3 separate regions of the Homo sapiens genome follow, and regions 2 and 3 are each linked to region 1. The links are chromatin loops, found by intact Hi-C in ENCODE. Cell type or tissue: heart right ventricle. All regions are shown on one strand.

The links. Hi-C counts contacts between places; a loop is a spot of excess contacts. Peaks named below come from ENCODE experiments on the same cell type or tissue, not always from the same donor. Only the 100,000 strongest peaks of a DNase experiment are listed, where the experiment ranks them.
Region 2: a loop joins it to region 1, with 2.3 times the contacts of the local background. A loop is called at or near these places in 23 of 110 quality-filtered maps.
Region 3: it touches region 1 in a loop (2.0-fold over the local background); 12 of 110 quality-filtered maps call a loop at or near these places.

The regions. Positions count from the first base shown.
Region 1 is chr7:28,386,517-28,394,516 of GRCh38, forward strand. It overlaps a transcript of CREB5 not described here. Among named protein-coding and RNA genes, the nearest start is that of CREB5, 22 kb to the right of the region's middle. In heart right ventricle, CTCF peaks have their summits at 3,085 (motif pointing right) and 3,297; no DNase peak of the experiment used is centred here; H3K4me3 peaks cover 1,174 bases; H3K27ac peaks cover 597 bases.
Region 2 is chr7:28,294,663-28,302,662 of GRCh38, forward strand. It overlaps a transcript of CREB5 not described here. Among named protein-coding and RNA genes, the nearest start is that of CREB5, 110 kb to the right of the region's middle. In heart right ventricle, CTCF peaks have their summits at 2,441 (motif pointing right) and 4,401 (motif pointing right); DNase peaks (open chromatin) are centred at 2,477, 4,408 and 6,573; H3K27ac peaks cover 353 bases.
Region 3 is chr7:28,526,672-28,534,671 of GRCh38, forward strand. The region is part of intron 4 of CREB5 (cAMP responsive element binding protein 5); the gene reads left to right. Among named protein-coding and RNA genes, the nearest start is that of CREB5, 120 kb to the left of the region's middle. In heart right ventricle, no CTCF peak of the experiment used is centred here; DNase peaks (open chromatin) are centred at 2,586, 3,660, 4,079 and 7,581; H3K27ac peaks cover 3,473 bases.

The DNA.
Region 1 (8,000 bases):
ATTTATACTCCTCAGGACTTGTGCTTTCTGAACTTGAAAAGTATTATCTTTCATCTATTCTCAAAAATTCTATGCCATTTTTACTGGCATTTCTCTAAAACCATCTTCTTAAACTCCAAGTGGACATTTATCAATTTGTGATTCTATTCTCCATTTCTCTTAAGTATTCTTTGCAGTTACCATTACTTTGTTTCCCTTGCTTCTGTTTTGGTTAATTTCTTGAGTGTTATCTTCCAGTTTCCCAATTCTTTCTTTAGTTTTGACTAATGTATTGTTACCCTGTGCTTTTAAATTTAATTTTTAGTTTTTAAAATATCTCTCTGTTCCTGCATTAGTTTGCTGAGGACAATGGCCTCCAGCTCCACCCATGTCCCTGCAAAGGAGATGATCTTGTTTCTTTTTATGGCTGCATAGTATTCCATGGTGTGTATATACCATATTTTCTTTATCCAGTCTATTATTGATGGAAATTTAGGTTGATTACATGTCTTTACTATTGTGAATAGTGCTGCAGTGAATATACACATGCATGTATCTTTATAATAGAATGATTTATATTCCTTTGGGTATATACACAGTAATGGGATTGCTGGGTCAAATGGTATTTCTACCTCTAGGTCTTTGAGGAATTGCCACACTGTCTTCCACAATGGTTGAACTAATATACACTCCTACCATCAGTGTAAAAGCATTCCTTTTTCTCCATAACCTTGCCAGCTTCTGTAGTTTTTTGACTTTTTATTAATAGCCATTCTAACTGGTGTGAGATGGTATCTCATTGGGGTTTTGATTTGCATTTCTCTAATGATCAGTGATGTTGAGCTTTTTTTCATGTGTTTGTTGGTTGAATGTATGTCTTTTGAGAAGTATTTGTTCATGTCCTTTGCCCACTTTTTAATGGGGTTGTTTGTTTTTTTTTCTTGTAAATTTGTCTAAGTTCCTTGTAAATGTTGGATATCAGACCTTTGTCAGATGGACAGATTGCAAAAATTTTCTTCCATTCTGTAGGTTGTCTGTTCGTTCTGATGATAGTTTCTTTTGCTGTGCAGAAGCTCTTTAGTTTGATGAGAACACATGGACACATGTGAAAGAGCAACACACGCTGGGGCCTGTCAGAGGGTGGAGGGGGAGGAGGGAGAGCATCAGGAAGAAGAGCTAGTGGATGCTGGGCTTAATACCTAGGTCATGGAATGATCTGTGCAGCAAACCACCATGACACACATGGTGTCATGTAATAAACCCATGTAATAAACCTGCACATCCTGCACATGGACCCCTGAACTTAAAATGTTTTCAAAAAAGAGAAAAAGAAAGAAAAAAATATGTGGTGTTTTGAGAGTACCTTATTACTTTCTCAGGTTTTTATTTCATATTCGTATTATTTCACTAACATTTTACACTTGGTTATTTTATTCTGCATCATCCATTTCAATATTTCAAATTCTTGAGGGTCTAATTCAGCTGTTGTTTTTGCTGACTCTCAATCATGGAGCCTATTTCCTCATGTACTTTGTACTTTTGGATTTTAAGTTCCTATTCAGCTGTATCTGGAGGAATCCTGCAAGACCTGAGTTGAGGGTGAGTTCCTAAGAGAGAATCTACATCTACTTCTGCCAGGCCCTGCAGGTCACTACCCATCTGAGTCCACATTAGATTAATTTGTTGGCCTAAGGTTTTCTGAATTGCACAGGTAGTATCAATTTAATGCCAGACCTTTGAGGGACAAGCCTGTGGTTATGAATTTTCAGAGAATATGTAATATTCTGACCCAGAGCCCAGGCTGAGAAGATTTCCTCGTTCTCTTTATGTGGTTTCTGTGGAAGTTGCACCCTTCATTATTTTGGTTTTATGTAAGGTCTCGGTTCAATTCCCCATCTTGCTTAGGCCTCAGTGTGGCCATTAAAATCCAAACCTCTTGGTTATCAAGATTGGCAGATGCCTACAGGGCAGCCATAGATTCAGCTAACACCTGCTTTCCAGCCCGTAATGAGCTCAACTATTTGTTTACCCTTCCTTTCTTATGAGCTCAACAATTAAATGGTTGTTTAGTATATTTCATCCAGCATTTCTAGGTACCTAGTTCCAAGTATTTCTCCAGACAGAAGCTTTTCATCATTTTTCTGATGAAGAAACTAAGGCGCAAAAAAATTAGTTGACTCTAACAAGACACAGCAATAGTAGAAAACCAAAACTGAGCCTCTGAACTCCTTGCTTACTTCTTTCTCAATCACGCATAATGCCTCAACTCTTAGAGCTGGCATTTGTTGTATCAGTCCTAATAACTCTTGAGGTATCTCTGAAATCAGTAGTAAATTTCTCCCAAATTATGATAACTTGCTAAAATAAGATGAGATTAAATCATTGTCACAAGGTCATTTGATATATTACAGCTGTGAGATAAGAAGACTGCATCTCTGACTTTCAAGGCTGTGGTGACATGTGTAGAAAATTTAGTTGTAACTATTTCTTCAAGCACATCCTGGTTTCTAAGTTTGAAGCCGAACCACTAATCATGGAGAGGAACTATTTGTAGTAATTAAACAGCCATCTCTTTAGGATTCATACAGGCATAGTTTATCAACAGCGTCAGAGCTTTCTCACATGCAAAAGCCTCACGTTCATTATTTACTGAATATTGGGGAAATAATTTGAAAAATCTGCACATTAGTTATGTATGCATTCTGAAAACAGTGAACACTATTTGCATCTTAAAAAGATCTGAGTAATGCTGTATAATATTGCAACTAGCAAATCTGAGACTAGAGAAAACTAATTTTGAGATTTCAACATAAAGAAAATAAGATGGATTAGGAATTTCAATTGACCTCTCTCAAATGACCCAGTGTTAACAAACCAACAACAACTACGTGCACAAACACACACACACGCACACTAATCCAGGGCTACTGGCTGTGGTTTTATTTTGCTTTGTTCCAAATTCCCAAATCTCCATGTAAAATGGAGACCTCATGGACATTCCAAATTTTTCTTCAATTTAATCTTGTCCTCAGATGGTGTTCACCTTACTTAGCCTTTGTCTTCAAATTCAAGAAAACCAGTTGTGGGTTTAAAACTTCCTGTAGAGGGCGCTATTGATATTGCCAACTATACTAAACTTTTTTTTTTTTTTTTAAAGGGTTCATAAACTACAGTTTCTGCTTAGAAGTCGTTAGATTGATATTTGGGAGTTAAATTTAAACCAAAACTCTAAGCGGACTAGTAACTATTAAGCTGTCTAATACTTTTGAAACAAGCGTCCCTCTGCTGGCTTATTTAATGCAGAAGTCTGAGCGGCCCCTCCCCTCCCCCTTGTATTATTTAATGAACAATTCCTCTTCTGGTCTGTATTAACAATGGTGCTTGGAACTCGGCATCGATAACACACTGTATGCCCTGTTGTGCTACATGTTGAATGATTTGTGTGTCTTTGAGAAAGTCCAGCTTCTCCTCTTAATCTGGTATCCTGGAGGCTCTGTAATTTACTCCTACAGTTCCCGGTCATAACGTATTTCATGTCAAGTAGGAGGGTTTTTTTTTTTTTCAAACTCTTAATAGAGATATTTTCAAACAAAGACAGAGGGCAAAGAGGATCTTCTTAAGATATTAAATGAGAACATAACCATCGCTTATTTGTCTTTTGTATTATTATGAGGCAATTGATGATTGCCTGGGGCTCTGCTGATGAATCAGACTTTTAATAAGTTTCAGCAAGAACGGTGTTCACGGAGATAAGTTAATTAATTGCTCTGCTGTGTGAAAGCTCATGTAGATAGTGTTTTATTCTACTGTGCAGTCCGTTCATAAAAAGGCACACAATTCTTTACTGCACTAATGCTTATCGGCAAACCTTCACAGAAAACATTATTTCACTCTTTTTAAAAATAAACTGTTAATAACCTTATTAAACCAGAAATGAAATATGTTACTGATCACTTGCCAAACGTGGTACTGAAAAGAAATCTTTCCTTTTGGAGCCTCTGATGTCTTGCAGCTAATTGTTTACAAAACTCTTCTAGATACTGACAGAAACTTCTCCCTTTATTACTTTTAACCGTGGGGTTTTGGCAAAGTGCTTCTTCTTCCTCCGCACCACTTGGCTGATTTCAAACCAGAAGAGTTCTGTATTTCTTTTTTACCATCTCTGTATAGCAGCATTTTAAGGGACCATAGGATAAAGACTTGGAAAGTGTCACATTGTAGTACAGTGGGGTTTTCTCCTGATGGCTACAATTTACATGCCAGGAGCCCTGTAAGCCCTCTAGCATTTTCTTGATGCTCTGAAGGAAAAAAAATTTCAAACAGTTCTTAGAGTCTGGAATGCTTTCCCTGGCAATTGACAACAGAGTTCAAGTCAAGTTTATGATTCGAACTCAAACTTAGCGTTTCCTTATGCACTTTTAACTCTTTGAAAGATGGGTTGAATATAATATAATATAATATAATATATGTATAGCACTTTCCTCCTGGTATATTTATTTTACTTTTATTGAATTTTCAAGTCTTTGTTGATAATTGTGTTTTGTAGATATTTTAAAATAGAGAAAACAATCTATTCAGTCTTGTCATCCTAGCACATTGGCTATTCGTTTCTTAGTTTAAAATTATCCACTAGGTAAAACAAATATGTTTGTATCATCGCTCAGTTTTCTGTTCTATTTCAAATTAATATTACATCATAATTTTATCAAAATTTTTTTCACATACGTTGGCATGGTCTTCAGACCTGTGGTAATAATCACACCTCTCTTAACGGGTGGCGTGCTGATCAAATAAGTTCAAATATCAGTAGCCAACACACAGTGTGGCACATAAGCACTTCACAGATGTTTTGCCTTTTCCTCCATCTTTTCTCACTGGTCGTTTAATTGGATTTCATTTGTAGCTACTAATCGGCCGTTATGTGCCATAGAATGAATGTTTTGAAAAGTAATCATGTGAGTAAATAAAACTTGTATTCAAAATGTTTTCATGCTTTCCAATATAATTACAGCGTAAAGTAAATGAAATCAGAGCAACTGGCCATTGAAGAATTGCTCTGTGCCACCACAAACTTTGCTGTGATATAAGATCTACTCCAATTCTGATGGTCAATCACTTGGCATCCCTCAGTGTGCTTTTTGGTGACAGCCACCTATATAATTTGCTTTCAACCCAATCTAAGTATTCCCATGTCCTCTGGGAAGGACTGGATGTGGTTCTTCTCACCAAATATCAGAACAACAAATCAATCTTCCATCTCTGTCTCCTTTTTCCTTTTCTATTTATCCACCCCCAGTGTTCCTTGCTCTTTACCTTCTATGTAATAAGCAGCTATTTTATTTGCTGTTTTGGGGTCTGCTTCCCACTAGCCTTTGCATTCCTAGCCGGGGTCCCTCCAGAGGACATCTCTCCTTTCCTAATGTGGCTGTTCTAGGAATGCCAAAGGGAATTTTTTCACAAAATCCTGTCCTTTGCAGGGACATGGATGGAGCTGGAGGCCATTTTTCTTAGCAATGTAATGGAGGAACAGAAAACCAAATACCGCATGTTCTCACTTGTAAGTGGAAGCTAAATGGTGAGAACACATGGACACAAAGAGGGGAACAACACACGCTGGGGCCTACCTGAGGGTGGACGGAGGGAGGAAGGAGAGGATCAGGAAAAATAACTGTTGGGTACTAGGCTTAGTATTTGGGTGATGAAATAGCTGTACAACAAAACTCTGTGACATGAGTTTGTCTATATGACAAACCTGCACAGGTACCCCTGAACCTAAAATAAAAGTTTAAAAAAATAAAGAAAAATTTCTTTAAAAAAGAGCATGCTTCTCACCATTCTTGATCTAAGGGACTGCTCTAAGCCTCAGCAGATCCTGGTCTCTGGCTGTGGTTGCCTCTTTGATTCTCTTCAAGTGGCTGGGTAATTCTATTAGCTTGGTGTAAAAATAATTGCGGTTTTTGGTATTATTTTCAATGGCAAAAACCGCAATTACTTTTGCACCAACCAAATACATGTTATGCCTTGCTTCTGACAGCCCAGGTTTATGTGGGATTACATGTTATGGGTTTTGCAATATTTGCCTTGTAGGTTTCACTTTGGGGTCTTTCTAATTCACTCTTGACCTTGACTGATGATAGATCAATATTTCCACTGCCTATCTGCCTTTCATAGACTCTTAGAATTTCAGTTTAGAGTGATCTGATAGTTCATCTAGTCAAATCCTCATTTTTATACATATAGAAAAGGAGATCAGGAGGACAGAAGAGATTTTCGAGGTACAGGTTACACCTTAGTCCCGTAACTAGACCTCATCTGTCTCATGACATGATTTCAGCTGTGGTGAGGGCAGGTTTACTGCCACCTCAGACCCTCTTTGTTTACTCAATTGTCCTTTTTAATTAAAGCCATCTCTCTCAACCCACAAAGCAGCAATTTTTTTTTTTTTTGAGACAGAGTTTCGCTCTTGTTGCCTACACTGGAGGGCCATGGTGTGATCTTGGCTCACCGCAACCTCTGCCTCTTAGGTTCAAGCGATTCTCCTGTCTCAGCCTCCCAAACAGCTGGGATTACAGGCATGTGCCACCACGCCTGGCTAATTTTATGTTATTTTTAGTAGAGACGGAGTTTCTCCATGTTGATCAGGCTGGTCTTGAACTCCTCACCTCAGGTGATCCACCCACCTTGACCTCCCAAAGTGCTGGGATTTATAGGCGTGAGCCACCATATCCAGCCATAGCAATGTTTTTAAGTCAAGAAATTTCAAATATTTTTACTGAGTCTGACTCGTCTCTCAAAATCATTGCTTCCTCAGACTGCATTTCACAAAGCAGCGAGCTAAAGGTTTAGATTTTCAAACAACTCTCCCCTGTTTCTTCTCTCTGCTCTATTTCTGCCCATCTCTCTACTCATTTAAACTTTTCTTGGTTACTTTGATATTTTGATGATTGATTGTGGATTCTGGTATCATTGCTTTTTCTTCTAGATCCTAATTACCTGTCCTATGTTCTCACCTAGTCTTATTGTGGTGAAAATTCAGGTCAACTTTTGGCTTCTAGTCTGACATAAAAAGAGCTTGGCAGTCAACACTGCCATCTTCTTAACTGAAGCTCAACAGCTGTCTAACAAAAAACAGGTTGTTCTAAATAATAATAGCAACTATATATTGGGGGACTATAGCTTAGGAATAAGTGAAAGGAATGAGAGCAACATTGTAAGAGATGAGGGGAGGAATTGGGAATTCTCTGTTACAAGATACCTGCATTACCTGTGAAATGGTGTAGTGTTAAAGTGGACTTGGGACTGGGCGCGGTGGCTCACGCCTGTAATCCCAGCACTTTGGGAGGCCAAGGTAGGTGGATCACCTGAGGTCAGGAGTTTGAGCCCAGTCTGGCCAACATGGTGAAACCTCATCTCTACCAAAAATACTAAAATTAGCCAGGTGCAGTTGTGCACACCTGTAGTCCCAGTTACTGGGGAGGCTGAGGCAGGAGAATCACTTGAACCTGGTCAAGGCTGCAGTGAGCTGACATCATGCCACTGCACTCTAGCCTGGGGGATGGAGCAAGACTCTGTCTCAAAAAAAAAAAAAAAAAAAAAAAAAAAAAAAAAAAAGTGGACTTGGATTGGTTGTAAATGTATATTGCAAACTCTAGGGTGACCACCACATTTTTTTAAAAAAAGAAATATAATTGATATTTTAAGAGAAGAGAGAAAATGGAATCATATAAAATATTCCATTAAATACAGAGAAGGCATAAAAAGAGTAGAAAGCAAACAAAGAAAAAGAAACAAGGGTAATGAATAGAAAACAGTTACAAATAGGGTAGATATTAATCCAACTACATCAATAATCACTTTAAATGTGAATGGCTTAAGTAAGCCAAGTAAAGGACAGGGACTAATGGAGTAGATTAAAAAAAATAAGACCCAGCTATATGCTGTCTACAAGAACCCACTTTATATATGAAAACACATGTAGATTAAAAGTAAAGGTAGGGAGAAAGGTACACCATGCTAATACT
Region 2 (8,000 bases), 92 kb before region 1:
ATCAGCCTGGCCAAAATAGTGAAACCCCATTTCTACTAAAAATACAAAAATTAGTTGGGCGCGATGGCATGCACTGTAATCCCAGCTACTTGGGAGGCTGAGGCAGGAGAATTGCTTGAACCCGGGAGGTGGAGGTTGCAGTGAGCCGAGATCACGCCACTGCACTCCAGCCTAGGCAACAGAGTGAGACTCCATTTCAAGAAAAAAAGTATACTTGAACATTGTGTCATGTTTCATGTCTTCATGGGTGGCAGTTTCCCTAAAAATTACAAATGGAACTATCATATGATCCAGCAATTCCAATTCTGGATATATTCATACATTTTCAATTTTGATAAACACTGACAGGTTGCCCTCCACAGGGGCTGTATTAATTTATTTTTCCACCAACAAGGTATGAGAATGCCTATTTCTTCATATCCACCCTAACATAGCATGTAATAACATAGCATGTTAAAGGTATGTCAGCCATGGTTGGGTGCAGTGGCTCATGCCTAAAATCCCAGCATTTTGGGAGGCTGAGGTGGGTGGATCACCTGAGGTTAGGAGTTCGAGACCAACCTGACCAACAAGATGAAACCCCGTCTGTACTAAAAATACAAAAATTAGCCAGGTGTGGTGGCAGGCACCTGTAGTCGCGGCTACTTGGGAGGCTGAGATGGAAGAATTGCTTGAACCTGGGAGGTGGAGGTTGGAATGAGCCGAGATTGTGCCACTGCACTCCAGCCTGGGCAACAGAGCGAGACTCTGTCTCAAAAAAAAAAAAAAAAAAAGTATGACAGCCTTTTTTGACTTTTGCTAATCTGAAAGTGGAAAATTGTATCTTAATGCTTTCGCAGTGTTGGGAGAAGGCAGATCAGGGGCTGGATCTAGATAGAATCCAGGTCTACTGTCTTCTAGTCCAGAACTCTTCCCTCCAGAGTCTCATACAGAAGTCACAAACAACACACAGTAGGCATGCAACGTATGTTTACTGGATAAATAAAGAGGTGGATGCATGGATGGAGGATGATTTGATGTAGATGGAATGGTTAGTGTCATTTTAACTTATATCTCTCAAGTATACTTGAACATTGTGTCATGTTTCATGTCTTCGTGTATGGCAGTTCCCCTAAAAATTAAAAGTAGAATTACCCTATGATCCAGCCATTCCAATTCTGGGTACATACCCAAAATATTTAAGGCTTATAAAGACTTGAACAACTATTTGTGCACCCATGTTCATAGCACCATTATTTCAATAGCCAAAAGGTGAAGGCAACCCAAGTATTGATCAACGAATGAATGAATAAACAAAATGTATATCCACACAAGGGAATATTATTTCGTCTTAAAAAATGGGAAGTCTGACACATACTATAACATGGATGAGCCTTGAAGACATGCTAAGTGAAATAAACCAGTCACAAAAAGAAAATATTGTATGATTTCACTTTCCAGAAGTACCTGGAGTAATCAAATTCATAGAGATGTAGAGACAGGCTGCGGAATGGGAGGATTGGAAGTTAATGTTAATGGGTATGGAGTTTCTGTTTGGGAAGATGAATGATTTTTGTGATTGTTGTGTGGGTTCCACAACACTGTCAGTGTGCTTAATGCCACTGAACTGTACACCTAAAATGGTTAAAGTGGTAAGTTTTGTATTATATATATTTTATAACAACAAAAAGTGGGGATATTGAGTTCTAACAAATATCTTTTCAGCATCTATAAAAAGGATCATGAATTTTCTCTTTTGCTGCAACTATATGATGAATTAAATCAACAGATCACCTAATATTGAGTCTTTCTTGGCATTTCACAAAATAACCTCAACCAGGTTATGGTTTAATTATTTTAAAATGCTGTTGGGTTCTTTTTACTAATACTATATTCAGGATTTTAAAAAATTGAAGCCCATAAATGAGATTGTTTTGTTTTTCTTTTGTTTTCTCTTCCTTCTTTCCTTCCTTCTTCCCTTCTCTCTTTCTCACCCTCCCTTCTTCTCTCCCTTTTTTCTCTCCTTCCTTCCTTTTGTGCTATGTCTTCTATTTTTCTCCTGAGTCTCTCCTTAATAGCTACAGTATTTTTCTCTGACTCAGCTACACCATTGCCAGAATATTCCAGCTATATTTCTACTTAGTCACAAAATTCTGAATGTTTTATCCTGTTGATAAATTATTTCTATTTTGAATAAAAAATACATCCTAAGGAGAGACTGTGAGCTTTTCAAATGATGTTGCTATTTGAGAAATTAGATGACAGTGTTTTGAATCATATTAACATATTTCACGAGCATTTGTTGGTCACCTTCTATGGGCCAGTGACTAAATTAGATGTGGGGAATAAAAATATGGCTGAGATAAGACTTTTGTTTGGTGGAGACAGAGGAGTAAACAAGCAATTGCTGTGCTGTAAGATAAGGGCTATGAAAGAAGCATGTTCAAGGTGCACAGTAGGGGGCGCCTGGGGGCCTCAGGGAAGACTTCCTAGCTGAATCCTCCACCTCAAATCTTGTTTCTTATAGTATATGCTTCTTCACCTAAACTCAGAATTGGCACGTAGCCTCATGTCTGGTAAAATCTCCCTCTTCTACTTATCCAAGGGTTGTCCCAAGATCCAAAATACTTCTGGTGACTGTTTGTACCTTCTTTGGATTCATAGACTTCTCTGGAGATAAGCCTCCAGAAAGTGGCCTGCCCAAGGACACACAGACAGTAAGTGGTAGAGTCAATGAAGGACTGATTTACTGTCAAAAAACAAATGTGCTAGGTTCCCATTGTGTGCTGAGAACAGGCTCTGGGGATGACAATGGAGAAACTGGAGCGGAGCCCTTCTGAGAAGGACTTCAAGATCCTCAGGAAATAGCCAGACCTGATGGTGTGGGCCTCTAGTCCCAGCTACTCTGGAGGCTGAGGCAGGAGGATCACTTGAACCCAGGATTTGGAGGCTGGGACTATACCACATCACTGCAGTCCAGTCTTGGTGACAGAAACAGACCCTGTCTCAAAAAAATAAAATAAAATAAAAAAATAAAAAAAAATTCAAGAAGTAACAAAGGTCTTTGCACTACTTACCTAGTGCCAATCTGGGTAATTGTGTTTGTTCAGTCTTTGTCTTTCTGCTAGGACTGCCAACAAAAGTATCAACGCTTGCTAAGTGGGCCAATGTTGTGTTCATGTCATTTTCTTAGGTTTAAGCTTGCTCTCTCTGCATTTGTGCCAGGGAAGATTTGCAGCTCCTATCACTTTAAAATGTCCCCTGGAGTTACATTTTGTTAGATCTTGAGCTCCAGCAAGATTCTCTGCCAAACTTAGTACAGTCTTGGGGCCTCTTGAGTTGTGGAAGCCGGAGGTGCGCCATCTGCTTACTTTAAAATCACAGTGAATGCTGTATGGAACTGGTTATTTTCAGTTCCTTTTTTTTTATTTCCGAATTTTATTTAAATTTCAGGGGTACATGTGCAGGATGTGCAGGTTTGTTACATAGGTAAACGAGTGCCATGGTGGTTTGCCACACAGATCATCCCATCACCTAGGTATTAAGCCCAGCATCTATTAGCAATTCTTCCTGATGCTCTCCCTCCTCCCCACCCACCTTCCTACAGGCCCCAGTGTGTGTTGTTCCTCTATTTTCAGTTTCTATATAACTTTCTGTTCCTTAGACATTTGTTTCTTGGAACCTACATCTATAAGAAGCTTAGCTATATTTCATATTGAGTATTTTTCCCATGAGTGGAAATTCTAAATTGAAAAAAAATCAACTAATCCTACACACAATTCTGTAACAGTGTAGTCTAGGTAAAATGCAATACTAGAATGCCATTCAAATTCTTTACCCGAGAATTAGCTGCAATAGCCAGAAACTAATGTGGCTTTTCAAATATTTAGGTTTAGCGTAATTATAAATGTACATAACTAATGATTCATGAACTCTCAAATTATACATCTGCGTTTGATTTTATGTTGAAGTGTTTTTAAATCCTCAGAAAATGATGTTACCAAATGTTTCTGGCTCACTAAATGTTCTATTTAAAAAAATTCTTAATCAAAGGCAAAGACTCATCCGGCACCTTCATATAAAATTTGATGAGTGGGAGATACATTTCTTGTAATGTAAATGTAAATGCATCCGGCTGAAGGAATTCAGAGACAATCTTCTGGAATCTTAAACACAATTAATAACCCACCAAGATGATGATCACTGGTGTTTTATATTCCTTCTGAGAAAGGCTATAAGACAAAGCATGGATTGACTGAAGATGGAAATACATGTGACAAAGTCACAGTGTGAATGGACAGGTTAGGTCCCCCATCCCATCATCGTCACTGTCTTACCTGACTGCTTACTGCTTATCATCCTGACGGTGCAGGATTCTTCCTTGGCCAGAGAGGATTTTGCTGGAGTCAGAAATTCAACCAACCGTATTGCCACTGGGTGGCACAATTGGAAGTCTCTAAAGAGGTCTGGGCTTTAAAAGGGCCTCTCCCTCTGTCCGAAGGACTGGGATTTATAAATACTAAAGCTGCCGGCCATTGTGATTGCTTTTACTTTGGGACTGTTTATAAAAGTGAGGGAGTCTGTGGCCTTTCAAAGAGTGTGGATTTCACATTGGAAGCCTCTGTGTTGTTATTCTATAGGAAATTAACTGGAGTATTTTTTAAGTTTGTCTTATTTTTGATCTGATGAATCCAAGGAGTGGAGCAAGAGGCAGATTTTGGACACGGTTATGAGAATGACAGAAACTGCCTAAAGCATTTATGCTCTGGCATTCGTCCCTGTTTCTGGAGGTCCAGTAAGGTAGGCAACAGCCATGTGTAGCTATTTAAATTAAAATTAATTAAGATTGAATAAATTAAAAATTCAGACCCTCAGTCATACTAGCCACATTTCAGTTGCTCAACATGTGGCTACTAGCTACCATATTGTACAATACAGATATGGAACATTTCCCTCATTGCAGAAAGCTCTAGGCAAGGCTACTGATATTCTTTTGTTATTGTCCTCAAAAGAATAGACAAATACTGGATGTTTTTTGCTCATGCTACCTGAAAACCTTAGGAAGTGTTATTCACTAGCATTGATTGTGCAATGTGACCCAACAAACATTTATTTAACATTTACCCTATGTTAGATAGATATATTTTGCAATGCTGCAATGTTGTGTTACCAAAGTTTAGGAGCCAGGGCAAACTAATATACACATTGGATAATGTGTTTGATGGACATCAACATGGTCTTGAAATTGAATCTACATGTTGCGTATTGTAAGAATCAATCTATACCACTAAGATTTTGATAATTAAATGTAATTATTCAGTCAGTCCTAATTTCTCCGGATCCATTTTTGTGTAATGTGTTGCCCTTTTCATCCTGTTTTCCGTTTTGTTATTTATACTGCTTTTTAGCTTTATTTATTTATTTATTTATTTATTTATTTATTTATTTATTTATTTATTACTACCTTAGGTGTTTCATTTCACTCATACAGGGAGGGATGCTCACCTTGTCAAACTGTGACCCTCCATTACCCGTGCAAGGATTGCTTGAACTAGGCTTCTCACCTTCCTCATATGGTGCTAGTTCTCAAGTTTTGGCTCCCATTGAGAATATCACATTTACACACTGACTGAATGGGCTGTGAGAAGATAATTTGCTTGTCTAATATTTGTGTCAACATTCAGGAGTTTTGATTACATTTATATGCCGTCAAGGCAGCTTGGTGAAAAATGAAAATTTCAGGCAATTTTGTCCTTTTCTCAACAGAGCGTATGTCCATCTCCAGGTGGCTGGTGTTGGGTGGACAATAAACAGATTCAATTCTACAGTTATTGAACATGTCTATGTGCCATGCCCCTGTGCGTAGTACCTGTGGGGACAAAGGTGCATTCAAAACAGCCCATGCTTTTGAGGAGTTTTCATACTAGCAGTAAAAAAAATACACATTTAAACAAAAATCCCAGTGAACATTTCCTGTTGCCAAAACGTTTTGAAACCATGGATAGTCTGTGCCGAAACTGGTTGAGCATTAGTGTGTGTGATTTAATGTGATGAAACACATTTCACACGGAGTTAGGGAACTAATATGATTTTTTTATAGACTCATCTTTCTGTAGGACAGTGGTTATCAAACTTGGCTGCACATTAAACTCTCACGAAGGGCATTTTTTTAAAAATACTACTCTTCAGGGCCAACTCCTGAATAGTGGTTGTCAAAGTATGGTCCACAGACACACAAAACCTTGGAACTTGTCATAAATGCAGATTCTCAGGCCCTGGTCCAGACCCCTGACTCAGAGACTGGGTTTGGGGTCCACCAATCTGTGTGTTAACAACTCCTTCAGTGATTCAGATATTTAGAAATTTAAGAACCACTGCTCTAGAGACTGTGATTTAATTGGTTCACAGTAGGATCTACATTTTGATCTTTTTAAAGGCTCTTTTTAAAGGTGACTCTAATATGTAGACAGATTTGAGAACCACCGCTCTAACAGAAAAGTTGCTCAAGCTTACTTTTTGATTAGGAACTGTTCAGGTTGGTGTGACGTCAGAGAACCAGTTATTTCAGCTGTCCTTGGATTGTGGTCAACCTGTCTGGCAGGGATTTTCATGCGTTTCAAGTACATGAGGGGAAGAATCCACTCACTCTAGACTAGTGTGTGTGGGAGCAAACTTTAGTGTTGACCAAAACCCATTGGGAAATAATTCCTAAACTGAGGTAGACGAGTGCTACTCAAACACAAATGTTCATACAGATCACCTGGGGATCTTGTTATTATACATGCAGAGTCTGCCAAGGTAGGCCTGGGCTTGGCCCGAAAGTCTGAAAGTCTGCAATTCTAACAAACTCTGAGGTGCTGATGTTGTAAGCTCTGGAACTTTGAGCAGTGAGTTAGAAATTATGACTCAGGTCCAACCCCGGATATACTGAATAAGGATCTGCATTTTAATAAGATCCTTATTGTCTAAAGGGACTCTATATTCTAGAAAAAGAGAAAGCATTCTCATCTCTGGAAGACACAGCCTGGCTATGAATTTCTGTTGTCTGTATTGCCAGTCCTAATCTTAGAATTAATTGTAGCTTGTCTGATTCCAAATGTTTGTTCTGTTGTTTACAGGTTTGTTTTGTTTAGCTCAGAGGAGGAGGATGCACAAGGCATATTCATGTGACTGAGTTCCCGGGGTTACTAATGTGACAGAAACAATTGTTTAAAAAGAATTTCTTTGGATTTGATGTCTATTCTTAAAAAATTTCACCTTGAGACAAATTCTCTGGAGGTTTGCCAAATAGGAAAAGTGACTGAGTGAAGTCAGAGCTTTGATATCTGGAGAGGGTGTTTTAAATGGAAGCTACTTCAGAAAATAATAAGCAATTGGGTTGGAAATTGAAATTCGTTAAAATAGATAAACTCAGAGAATATTTGAGTGGCCTATGTGTCATCAGAAAAGTTAATTTCTTTCATAATAAATGTGGTATATTATTTAAGCTAAAAATAACAAAATGTGAAATTTCAGTATCCCTATATATCACATTAAAATATTAATTCTCTAATTTTAAAGCACCAAATAAATAGCTGCATCACATTAAGTATTTCATTAATAATTTGAGGGTTTTTTTGGACTGATTTTTGGTTTCTACTGAGAAGACATACCCATGTCAAATTAATTTCCAAACAAACATTTATGCAATTCTCTAGTGAATATTACATGTTAAAAATCTGCCTTAGTTCAAATGATTCACACATGTTAAAGCTGAAATTGACAATGGACTTTAATGTGTTTTTGTCATGTTTACTGTTTGGAAATCAAACTACATGGAACATAATTATCTAAATTGCAGGATTTTAATATGATGAATTCATAGGATTTAGAGCTGGAGGAGATATTAGATTTTGAATCCAATCCCTTCATTTTGTATGTGGGGAAGCTGAAAGCCAAAAAGTTTTCATGCCTCTTCCAAAGTCCCAGAAAGGAGGATTTAGGGTGTGATGTGCTGGGGCCAAAAGAGGCAGGCAAGGCCA
Region 3 (8,000 bases), 140 kb after region 1:
TGCCTGGAAAAAGCAGGCTGTGCAGCCACATGGACTGGCCACGCTGAGAAGCCGAAAGGCCGACTGTGCACAAAAGAGGTGCTGCCTGCCTGGTGATCCTGTCCTCCTGGGATAGGGGTCTGTGCACAGGCCCCAAACAGCTTGGAGCACAGGCACTGAATGGTATAATCATTCATTCCTGTTTTCTTTCTTTGTCAGAAATGTCACAGACCCAGGGAGGTCCTCTATCCTGTACTCATGGTATCTAATTCATCCATCTTTTATTAATCCTGTGACAGCAGGTGCTGGACACCTGGACACATACTCTACACCCCTTATGAAGAGTGAAATATTAAACCAAGGGTGGGTGGCAGAACCTTGACTTTTCCATTGTGTATCTGAGGAGGACAACTCATCAGGGAATTGGAGCTGAGACATGACATACACCCTTTAGTGAAAACCTGGTTAGTTGCAGTGAGCCATGCCTTAGCAGGCTTTTCCAACATCCAAGAAGTAGTTTGGGTCTATCATAACCACCATGACTATCACTCCTTCCTAAGCAAAAGCTGAAAGACCAACTCTTTGCCCAGTAAGAACCCATCCTGCTTTTCTTGTTGTTACTGAAGCTGAATATTCCAAGATCAGTGCCATACAACTGCTTTTATCTCAGTGCTTACCAAATGCCTTCTTTGGAACAGTACTCCTGAGAAACTTGCTGCATTGGAATTACCAATGTGACCTGGGACTGTGCTACAAATACAAATTCTGAAGCCCTATTCTGGACCAATTCACTCTGTCCAGCCTGTGGCAAGTTCCCAGATGATGCTGATGCTGCTGGTCTGGGACCACACTTTGAAGACCACTGGTCTAAAAATTCTCTTGACAGCCAGGTGCAGTGGTTCTTGCCTGTAATCCCAGTGCTGTGAGAGGCTCATGTAGGAGGATCACTTGAGGACAGGTGTTCAAGACCAACCTGGGCAATATGGTGAGACATCATCACTACAAAAAAGTTTTTAAAAAATTAGCCAGGCATGGTGGTGCATGCCTGTATTCCTAGCCATTCAGGAGGCTGAGACAGGAGGGTCTCAGCCCAGGAGTTTGAGGTTGCAGTAAGCTTTGATTGCATCATTGCACTCCAGCCTGCGTGACAGAGAGAGATCCTGTCTCAAAAAAATTCTCTTGTGAAATATACTTATTGTTTGTTTCATATTATTCCTTTCTTGAAGCCAGGATCTTGTGGAACCTACTTTGCACCACTGTAATGGAAAGAGCTTGAGCTATCCATACCTACTGGCTACGTGGCCTTACCAAGTCATTTAACTTTTTCTGAGCCGCCATGTTTATCTACCTTGCAAAGTTATAGTGAGGTTTGGGCACAATTACATGTGCGGGTCCAGCAAATTGCCTTGCACATAGAATATACTTACTAAATGGAAAGCATGTTTTGTTTAGTTCAGGCCAGAGCTATGCTGACATTTGCTGCACCCACACTTTCTTGGGATGTACTGACACTTCAAGACACTTTGAATGTACAGTCCAAAGATTTCTTGAAACTTGGGGCCCATCGCTTCTACCTGTGTGCAAGTGAGCAGATCTTCCTGACATAGGCTATCACTGAGTCGGCATTAATTGCTCTGTAATTGTCAAGGGGAATATTTCATGATGAAAGGATAGTGTTTGAAGATGCTGTGACATCCTGAATGCTTAATATTTCAATTCTCAATTATGTGAAAGCAGTTTGTAAACTTCAGTGTGCTATACAAATGAGTATGTGCTGGGTGCAGTGGCTCACGCCTGTAATCCCAACACTTTGGGAGGCTGAGGCGGGAGGATCAGCTGAGGTTGGGAGTTGGAGACCAGCCTGACCAACATGGAGAAACCCTGTCTCTACTAAAAACACAAAATTAGCCAAGTGTGGTGGCACATGCCTGTAATCCCAGCTACTCGGGAGGCTGAGGCAGGAGAATCACTTGAACCCAGGAGGTGGAGGTTGCAGTGAGCCGAGATCGCGCCATTGCACTCCAGCCTGGGCAACAAGAGCGAAACTCCATCTCAAAAAAAAAAAAAAAAAAAAAAAAGAGCGTGATTATAATTGTTATTACCTTAACCAATGTTTTAGGTTAAAAAAAAAAAAGGCTTGCCAATGCAGAATAGGTGTGTTTCTCACTTTTAAAGAAGAATATGATATTTATTTCCCTTCTTTGGCCATACTCTGAACATTATCTCAGAATCTCTCTGGTGGCTTCCACAACTTCCGGGATATCCTAACCTTGTTGCTTTAAGGCTGGACCTTGGAGAGGTCATGAGAGGGTAGAACATCAATTGACTTTGCAATGATTCCTCATAACCAAGGAGACACACCAGTCCTTCTGAGGCAACAAACTTGGAGGTGGAAGAATGTGATTCATGAGGAAAAGCAACAGCAACAGATTCCTGATTCTTCTGTGGGAGCAACTCTAAAGCTATGACCTGGAGCACAACTGGTGTCTGTTGCTTATTCCTGTGGCCTGCTGGGCTACATCTGGAGGTTCTGGAGACCAGCTGACCCCTGGAGGGATCTGGGCTCCAGTTTTTCCACCCAAGAATGCACGAGAGTGGTCACTGACTATGGAGCTCTGCTAATTGACCACTCAGGCAATAGCCAAAGCCCCGAAGGAGGTGCCAAGGTGGGAAGCACTTCCCTGTGCTCCCTGCAGAGGACCCTGTTGGCAGGCAGAAAAGGATGGGCCAGGAAAGTAGGGAAGGAGTGAGACGAGAGAAAGAAAATCACAGATGTCCCAAGTTTCCACAATTTTATCAAAAATTTTTCCATGACTCATCTTGTGCCTTCTCCCCAAATTTAACATGATAAAACCACTGGCCTAAATATAATTAAACTGCAATTACTCAAGAGTAAGAGGGTGGTACCTTTTAATCAACCCCTTCATTCCCTCAAACACAGAATCCAAGGTGGGAAAATAAAGAACAAAAACTGTCTGTCTCTCTTCTTCCCAACCTGATTTCCTTGCTCTATGGCCCTCTGAGAGGGAGAGCAAGTCAGAAGGATTTCCAGAATAATTTCTTCCCACCCAAATGTGGGGAAATCAAGTGAAAGCTGCACAGAGACAGCTGGAAGACTGTCATGTTTTGCTTGTTTGTTTCCTCAACCCAACTTCAAGACATGCTCAGCTCCAACACACTTTGCTTTACCTTTCTATACGTTAATCTGCCAGGAAAGTTTCTTCTACGGTGAGGCTATTTGGGACACCTGATAATCACACCAGCTATTGTTTACTGAGCACCTACTATTTGCCAGATATCTTGCAAAATTATCTCTTATCATCACAGCTCCATGAGGCAGGTTTTATCACTTATAATTTTCCTGATAAGAAATGAACTCAGAGATTAAGCTATTTGTCCTTAGTCATCCAATGGCAGAGCTGGGATTTAAACTCAAGACTGCCCAATTCTAAAAGTCCCCTCTGACTTTGGAAGGAGCAGTGGTGAATAGAACAGGAGCAAAAGCAATTCAGAGTCGCTTTTGTGATTGCTTTTGAATTGGTACACACTGTCACAGGCTCCGGATCCAGGCTTCTGATCCAACCCACATTGGTTTTCCTCGCCCGTCAGATAAGAGGAGCCATGCTTGACCTGGAAGGTGTTGAAAGACATGCTGCTGTGTGCAGCTTATCAAAGGGAACAAGGTTCACCATCACTGAGACCTAGGAAGGGGCCGTGGTCCAGCTGGACCCTAGTCGAGCTGCTCAGGGGCAGCTTGGGCTGTCGTCCAGGGTGCACGAAGCCATAGCCAATGTCAAGGGCTCCTAATGTCCAGGCAGGAAACTGTGACTGAAAAGCTGAAAAAACATATGATCCCATAAAAAGCTGCCTTTGGGGAAACAAGCCATTAGTCAGCCTTATTTATTTTTCCTTCTTGCTGCAAAGTTCAATACAGATGAAGGAGCTGCGATTATCATATAAAAGGCTATGCAAAATGGCCCTCCCTCTACGCTGCTGAAGAAAACTTTACCCTGGCTTTTCGCCATAGTTAGCTTTGTTTGTGTTCTTCAGATTCCGAGTCCTTTGACCACAGTTGTGATGGCCCAAGTAGAAGCGCAAGTGTGTCTCAAAATAAACAAGCAGTGCTGGAACTCTCTAGAGTCCCCACTCATCTCCACCCGCAGTCCTGCCTTTTATCCTGGCTGATGATGGAGGCCAGAGGAAAGGGATAGTGGTGGCCTTATTAAGACAAGATCTTCTGCGGGAAAAATATGCTTAATGAGCTTAGGAAAAACCTTGTGGTCGTGGAATGTAATAAAATTTCCATTTTCTTGGGTGAGATCAGGAAACCTTGACTGTCTATTCTGAGTTTTTGCCAGTTTTACTGGGGAATGTGCTTTTTGAAGGTCAAATGTTGTTTTTTTTTCCCAGTGGGTGGCGGGGAAGAGGCACAATATAATGTTTTGGGGAAAGCCCCATGGTCAATCCATGGGTGCAAAGTAACCAGGCCTGCTTGTCTTATATAGTCTCTTGGTCTCTAGGTTTTTTTTTCTTTTCATCTCTTAATTCCCCATGGCTTCGGTAATAAAGTACCCTAGACTGGGTGGCTTAGAACAACAGAAATGTGTTGCCTCACAGCTCTGGATGCTTGAAGTCCGAGATCAAGGTGTTGGCAAGGCTGATTTCTTCTGAGAGCTTTGAAGGAGGCACTGCTCCAAGCCTCCCTCCTGGCTTCGAGTGTTTTGCTGGCCATCTCTGGTGTTACTTGTAGATGCATCACTCCAGTCTCCACCTTCATGTTCATATGGTGTTCATCCTGTGTGTGTCTGTGTCCACATTTCCCCTTTTCATAAGGACACCACTCATGATAGATTGGGAGCCTACCCTCCTCCGGAATGACCTCATCTTAACTAATTACATCTGTGATGACCCTGTTGCCAAACAAGGTCACATTCTGAGGTCCTGGGGATTAGAACATCAATATATGAATTTGAAAAGGAGGGATACAATGCAACACGTAACACCATCTCATAGACTCATTAAACTTTTACTTTACATAGGAATTCTGAAACCAGGCCAACAGAGAGGGGTATGGAGACCCTAACTAAAAACTGAGGCTAGCCGGGCGTGGGGGCTCACGCCTGTAATCCCAGCACTTAGGGAGGCTGAGGTGGGCAGATCACGAGGTCAGGAGATCGAGACCATCCTGGCTAACATGGTGAAACCCTGTCTCTATTAAAATACAAAAAATTAGCCGGGTGTGGTGGCACGCACCTGTACTCCCAGCTACTCGGGAGGCTGAGGTAGGAGAATCGTTTGAACCCAGGAGGCGGAGGTTGCAGTGAGCTGAGATTGTGCCACTGCACTCCAGCCTGGCAACGGAGCAAGACTCCGTCTCAAAAAATAAATAAAAACTGAGGCTAAAACTTTGTCAGTGGAAAATTATTACTTCAACGCAAGACACCAACATTTGTGAAACAGGGTTCTGTAGGGGTTGGGGAAGCCAGAGCCATGCTATGAGGACACTCAAGCAGCCCTGTGGAGAGGTCCACGTGGCCAGGAGCTGAAGCCCCCTGCCAAACAGCTATAGGAGAGACTCATCTTGGAAGCAGATCCTCCAGTCCCGGTCAAACCTTCAGATGAATATAGCCCTGGCTGATATCTTGACTGCAACCTCATAAGAGTGCCTGAGCCAGGACCATCCAGCTAAGCTGCTGCTGAATTCCTGACATAGAGAAACCGTGAGATAATAAATGTTGTTTTAAGCCACGAAATTTTGTGGTAATTTGTTATGCAGCAGCTGCATTGCAAAATTGTTATCCAGAGATCTAATACAGCTCCTGGCACCCCAACCCTGGAAAAGCAAATCTGCCTCTACTTTGTGAACAGTGTCATCGTGACAACTTCAGAGGGAAAGAGTCCCAGACCAACAGTGCCTCGGGTCTCGTGGATCGGAAGGTTTTCTTTGTTTGTTTGTTTGTTTTTGTTTTTTAAGGAAATGGAGAAAAAGGAACTAACAAAGTAATTGAAAATTGGTATATTTTATTTACTACAACTACAAACACATTAGGCTAAAGCAAGAACTTTGTTCATTTGATCAGCAGGATAACATAGTGGTAAGAGCACAGAATTCCAAGCCAAAAGATCTATGTTTGTATCCCAGCTTTTGCCAGCTATGTAATCATAGGAAGTTACTATACCTCTCACCCTAAGTGTTCTCATCTGTCAAATGGGATAACAGTAATAGCACCAACCCCTTAGACAAGAGTTACTGTGGGAAATAACTTAGAACTGTGTTTAGCACATAATAAGATGTGAGAACACAGGAGTGGGAAGATCCACTTATGACATAAAATGTCCCACAGTTAGAGACATAGGATGCTTGTTGAAAGAGCCAGGCTTGGATCATGAGGTCAGGAGTTCAAGACCAGCCTGACCATGATGGTGAAACCCTGTCTCTACTGAAAATACAAAAATTAGCCGGGTGTGGTGGTGCACACTGGAAGGCGGAGGTAGCAGTGAGCCGATATCGTACCATTGCACTCCAGCCTGGGCAACAGAGCAAGACTCCATCTCAAAAAGAAAAAAAGAAAGAGCCAGCCTTTAAGGAAACGGGAAGTCAAAGCTTGTGTAACGAAGCAAGACCAGACTTTTTAAATCTACCTCCCTTAACCTTTATAAACATGTGGACATCATAAACTTTAGGGAAAAAAAGTAATTGTCCCCAGTGACAGAAGGGATGGCGAGACCGCATAACTTGTTCCGGGCCATAAGACACATGGACACTCTGGTGACCATACCTGTCCCCGCACAGTTGCTGTCCTTTCCTGTCGTGCGTACCTGCACTTTGCATGGAGACACTGACTTCAGTCATACTGTCAGTAAGTCATTTCAGAAAGCACCACAGGATTTCCGGAAGGACATAGCATTTTAAAATTCTACTGGGTAAGAACTAAGTTCCCCACTTATAATTTCTAAAAGGCTAAGGGTTATTTTTACGGGTTTTTGAGCTCTCCATTTTACATCATGTCCTCTGAGAAGTTTTCAATGAGCTCAGTCCTGTATTGGGCAGAGGCTGCCTCCTCTTCTGTTTTAAAGGAGCTTGAAATTCTTTTACTTCTTGATACAGCAACCAAACCTGAATATATTGTGAGGTTCCCATCCCAAGTCAGAGCTCTTGAGGGGAATCATCCTTGTCCTCCTCTTCTTCCTCCTCTTCTCCTAAATGGTGCTACATAGGCTGGCTTAACATCTTTTTTTGAAATAAAAACCAAGTGTAAACATGAGTCAGAATGACAGGGCATATGCAGGACTCCAACATTTACTTTTGACATGAGTTGATTTTCAGTTATGTTCTGAGAACCTAGATCCTGTCATCCCAACCCTGGAAAAGCAAATCTGTATCTATTTTGTGAACACTATGATCCTGACAACACTGGGGGGAAGAGTCTCAGACCCACAGGGCCTCAGGCCTCAGGAATAGGAATTTCCAGAAGAAAAAAATAAGGACGCTTTGATCCACTTGCCCTTCGTATTATTGTCTCCCTGTGCAATTTGCTGGAGAATTTCCCACTGGCTCTTGGCTCATTTTCAAATTGGAGTGCAGTCTTTCAGAGATTACTCTGTGTGCTGAAAAACAAGGAAGTCTTTATTGAGTAGGATGAGGAGGCCCTGCCTTCTAGGAAGGGCAATAGATGCTCTGGCCTCTGTGTCTCAGCCCACCCTGCGTCCTCCCCCGCGAGCCCTCTCCAGCTCAGCCCCTCCCTCTCCCAGTGGAGGAGAAGGGCTGGGTGGACCCCTTGCCTTAGGCTGAAGGGAAAACATCTTGTAAGCTATGTAGCAATTGAGGCAATCCCTCCTGTAATCGTGGGGCCTCTCAGAGTTATTACTGAGCAAGATGACAATTCCAGCCAGCATCCCAGTGTAACAGGGCACTTCTTCTGCAGCCACTTTTCTCCAAACATGAGAATTTTCAAACAGGAGTCTCAGATAATATTTCCTTCTCTTCATCTCGACTTCCTCTTTCATTTACCTTACTTTCC